Regions from separate parts of the Homo sapiens genome. Here region 2 is linked to region 1. A link is an interaction called in ENCODE POLR2A ChIA-PET data of the cell type or tissue named here. Cell type or tissue: GM12878. All regions are shown on one strand.

The links. ChIA-PET counts read pairs that join two places held together with the same protein. Peaks named below come from ENCODE experiments on the same cell type or tissue, not always from the same donor. Only the 100,000 strongest peaks of a DNase experiment are listed, where the experiment ranks them.
Region 2: POLR2A ChIA-PET joins it to region 1 with 5 read pairs; 8 of 35 experiments call an interaction of 5 or more read pairs at or near these places.

Annotation. Positions count from the first base shown.
Region 1 is chr1:37,818,610-37,821,109 of GRCh38, reverse strand. All of the region lies in intron 9 of MTF1 (metal regulatory transcription factor 1), which reads left to right. Among named protein-coding and RNA genes, the nearest start is that of YRDC, 12 kb to the right of the region's middle. In GM12878, a CTCF peak has its summit at 1,060; a DNase peak (open chromatin) is centred at 1,036; H3K27ac peaks cover 579 bases.
Region 2 is chr1:37,979,942-37,982,441 of GRCh38, reverse strand. SF3A3 (splicing factor 3a subunit 3) reads left to right here. Exons shown (of 17, transcript NM_006802.4): 7 at 631-713; 8 at 1,718-1,856. Among named protein-coding and RNA genes, the nearest start is that of SF3A3, 8.8 kb to the left of the region's middle. In GM12878, no CTCF peak of the experiment used is centred here; no DNase peak of the experiment used is centred here.

The DNA of each region.
Region 1 (2,500 bases):
CCACCTCTTGAGCTCAAGCCATCTTCCCACCTTAGCTTCCTAACTGGGACTACAGGCACCCACCACCATGACTGGCTAATTTTTTGTATTTTTTGTAGAGACGGGGTTTCGCCATGTTGCCCAGACTGGTCTTGAACTCCTAGACCCAAGCAATCTGCCTGCCTCCGTCTCCCAAAGTGCTGGGACTATAGGCGTGAGCCATCATGCCCAGCCCTCCCCTATTATTATTATTGTTTTTTCTCCCTATCATCTTGTTTTTTTCCCCTATTACTAACATCTTGCAACAGTGTGGTACATTGGTTACAACTGATGAACCAGTATTGATACATTATTGTTATCTAAAGTCCATAGTTTAGGGTCCATTCTTTGTGCTGTACAGTTCTATTGGTTTTGACAAATGCATAATGTCATGTATCTACCATTAAGCAATATCCAGAATAGTTTCACATTTTTTAAAATTCCTTGTCCTTCACTTATTCATCCCTTCTACCACTTCCCTCTCCCCTAGCAATCATTGATATTTTTACTATCTCTGTATAGCTGCAGCTCTATATGTCACACAAAACACATTTTAACATATTACAACAATCCTAGGAGGTAGGTCTAATTTTCCCAATGGAGAGCAGAGGTCCAGAGAGGTTAAGTGACTGGCTGAAGTTCACAGAGCTCACAAGTGGCAAAGCTGGGATTTAAGCATAAGCAGATTGATCCCAGAGTTGGTGGCTCTTGGCCACTGCGTTGAGGGGTTCAGACACTAATGGTTTGTTGGGTGGCCATACAGGTCAGGTCAGCCTTGAGATATGGGTAGGAATTAGATGGAGAAAAGGATGTACTAAGTTGGAGAACCTAGAGGTGGATGTATGCTACTATTAGACACACTAGAAAGGCCATTTGGGGCTCAACAGGGAGAACACTCAAATTCCAGAACTAGGGTGCCAACCCCGTCTAGATCTAGAGAGCCTATGTCCATTTCTAGATAGCTAGAGTCATTGGAAAGGGCTTTCCAGTATTGTGACCCAGCCCGCCTCCATGTGGTTTTTATTGTTTTCTCTGGCCCTGTCCTGGGGTGCTGAGTGAAACAAGTCATCCATTTTCTTTTCAGATATTTAGGGTCTCACTTCTCCTTTTTTTTTTTTTTTTTTTTTTTTTTTTTTTTTTGAGTCAGAGTCTTGCTCTGTTGCCTAGGCTGGAGTGCAGTGGTGCAGTTTTGGCTCACTGCAACCTCCGCCTCCTGGCTTCAAGCGATTCTCCTGCCTCAGCCTCCCAAGTAGCTGGGACTACAGGCATGCACCAGCACACCTGGCTAATTTTTGTATTTTTAGTAGAGACAGGGTTTCACCATGTTGGCCAGGCTGGTCTCCAACTCCTGACCTCAGGTGATTCGCCCACCTCGGCCTCCCAAAGTGCTGGGATTACAAGCATGAGCCACCACGCCCAGCCTCCATTATTATTTTATAGTGTCATCTGCTATAACGTAGCCAGAAGCTTTCACTTTCCTCCCACACTCATCTTAGAGGCAATTTTAAATTTCCTTTTTAGCGAGATAAAAGACAAAGCTGCCTCAAGATAAGACTTCAAGAAAGTGGAAACCTTTTAGCCCATGTAATAGGAAGTATACTAGAGCGAAAAGGGTGATTTTCTGGGCATAGGTTTATAGTCCTACTTAGTAATAATATAAATAATGTTCTGGAACTCCTGACCTCAGGTGATCCGCCCGCTTTGGCCTCCCAAAGTGCTGGGATTACAGGCGTGAGCCACCGCGCCCGGTCTTAAATAATGAATGTTTACTGAATGTTCACCATGTGCCAAGTGTCCTACGTGCATCATCTCATTTCATCCTCACAGAGGCCTTTGAAGAGGTTTTTGGTTATTGTCTTAGTCCATTTTCTGTTGCTTATAACAGAATACCCCAAACTGGGTAATTGATAAAGAAAATACATTTATTTCTTACATTTATGGAGGCTGAGAAGTCCGAAGTTGAGAGGCCACATCTGGAGGGCCGCCCTCCTGGTGTGGACCCTCTGCAGAGTCCTGAGGCAGCACAGGGCATCACATGGCGAGGGGTTGAACATCCTAGCTCGGGCCTCTCTTCCTCTTCATTTTTTTTTTTTTGTTTTGACACGGAGTCTCACTCTGTTGTCCAGGCTGGAGTGCAGTGGTGCGATCTCGGCTCACTGCAACCTCCGCCTCCCAGGTTCACACCATTCTCTTGCCTCAGCCTCCCGAGTAGCTGGGATTACAGGCACCCGCCACCACACCCGTCTAATTTTTGTATTTTTAGTAGAGATGGGGTTTCACCGTATTAGCCAGGATGGTCTCGATCTCCTGACCTCGTGATCTGCCCGCCTCGGCCTCCCATAGTGCTGGGATTACAGGCGTGAGCCACCACACCTGGCCTTTTTTTTTGAGATGGAGTCTCGCTCTGTCACCTAGGCTGGAGTGCAGTGGCGCGATCTCGGCTCACTGCAAGCTCCACCACCCGGGTTCACACCATTCTCCT
Region 2 (2,500 bases), 160 kb before region 1:
CCGAGATCATGCCATTGCACTCCAGCCTGGGCAACAAGAGCCAAACTCCGTCTCAAAAAAAAAAAAAATAGCTTATCACAAGAGATGAGGTTTAATATGACAATCTCAAAAGGATCACAAGGAAATCCATGATTAGATTCCTCATGGAATTGTGAAGAAATGTCCCAGAGTTGTAGTGACCAAACTTCAAGTTCCATGCAGGCAAGTCAGATCCCTTGTCTGTTTTGTTGTTTTCTGTACCCCGTACTTGGTACAAAGATGCTTAATAAGTAGTTACTTGCGTGAACAAATGGCACCTTTGAGCACCTTGTTTTAGGGTGTCAGAGTCTTTAACCAAGACCCTAGCATGAGGTAATAATCGACAAACGTTTCTTTTAGTTTAATGTTCATTAACTTGATCTTTATTTTGTAAAGTTATTATGTCTGATATTTTCCTTCAGTCCAGTGAAATTAACACTCCAGTTGTAGTAGGATTGAATGATAGGCAAGCAAAAAAAACCAAAATTAGCCAGCCCTTGTTACTTCTTTAGAAAACACTCAATTTTGATCTCACTTATTGGAGATTATATTGTAACTTGTTACAGTATAAATACCTAACTGAATTTCTTGTCATTTCTTTCCTCTTTTCAGAAGCTGGATTATATCACATACCTGTCCATCTTTGACCAATTATTTGACATTCCTAAAGAAAGGAAGAATGCAGAGTATAAGAGGTAGGCATTAATAGTTTCTAGGCCTCTCCTGGATTTGATTAGAAGATAATGTGAAGTTTTTGAGGGTGAAGTTCTGAATTTGTTGCCTGGAAGGCATACATGAAGGCATACTTCCAGGTTTATTGGAGGATGGGGTTATGAATGATGTGGTTTTAAAACCTTTGCGATAGTCTGGACGTGGACAAAGGTGTGTCTGTGGGCACATCTTCCATCTTATGCCCATAGTGTTCTTAATTTTGTCTCATTATAGAAGGAACTCTCCCACTCTGGGATTTCTGTGTTTTTGGAGTTTAATGGGAAAAAAAATTAGACTTTCTCAGATAGTGACTGAAGTGAGATGCTTAGGTGTGATGTATAAGTGAAAAATTTATGTTTTTGTTAATTACTCTCCTGATTAGTGATTTTATACCCTTCCCCTCTTTTTCTCATTTTCTTTTTACTGAAATCTTTTATGTGCAAAGTAATTAAGACCTTAGTATTTAGCATCATTTTATGAGAATAAAAGGAGGCGGGAAAGGTCAGAATCAAAATGACATGTTGGGAAAAAAGTCCATTGTAAGTTCATTTAAAAATGAGTATTGGCCGGGCGCGGTGGCTCACACCTGTAATCCCAGCACTTTGGGAGGCCGAGGCAGACGGATCACCTGAGGTCAGGAGTTCGCGACCAGCCTGACCAACGTGGAGAAACACCGTCTCTGCTAAAAATACAAAATTAGCCGGGCATGGTGGCGCATGCCTGTAATCCCAGCTATTCGGGAGGCTGAGACAGGAGAATCGCTTTAACCCGGGAGGCGGAGGTTGTGGTGAGCCAAGATCCCGCCATTGCACTCCAGCCTGGGTAAGAGGAGCGAAACTCTGCCTCAAAAAAAAAAAAAAAAAAAAAAAAAGAGTATTAAAAAGATAGCATTACTAGAATTATAAGTACTTTATATTCTGCAGGGAATAACAAGATACCAAAAATAGAAACCCTTTTTGCTTTGTCTGCATTGTGTGTTCCTCTGTAGATACCTAGAGATGCTGCTTGAGTACCTTCAGGATTACACAGATAGAGTGAAGCCTCTCCAAGATCAGAATGAACTTTTTGGGAAGATTCAGGCTGAGTTTGAGAAGAAATGGGAGAATGGGACCTTTCCTGGATGGCCGGTGAGCTTCAGTGGGATGTGAATGGTGGACATGCCAGGGAATTGAAGTAATTATTTTCCTTTATCTTGAGCTTCCACTTTAGGGCATTAGGTATCAATTCCTTGGTATCACTTGTGACAATGAGGTATTCCCTGCCAAGTATGCTATGTTTTTTTTTTTTGGAGACGGAGTTTCGCTTTTGTTGCCCAGGCTGGAGTACAATGGCGGGATCTCGGCTCACCTCAACCTCCGCTTCCCGGGTTCAAGCAGTTCTCCTGCCTCAGCCTCCCGAGTAACTGGGATTACAGGCACGCGCCTCCACACCCGGCTAATTTTGTGTTTTTAGTGGGGACAGGGTTTCTCCATATTTGTCAGGCTGGTCTCAAATTCCCGACCTCAGGTGATCCGCCCACCTCGGCCTCCCAAAGTGCTGGGATTACAGGTGTGAGCCACCGCACCTGGCCGTATGTGAGTTTTTTTGAGTGTACTTTGGAGCAAGACTGCCAGGGTCCACTTGCCTTTGACTGTGCCCAGATTTTCACCAATCACATCATTACTGCTATGTGGTTCCTGCCAACCAAGAGCTTATCAGATCATATGTTAGGAATCTACATTCTCACTTCTAGGGATAAACATGAGTTTTTCCTGAACTCTCCAGGGAGAGA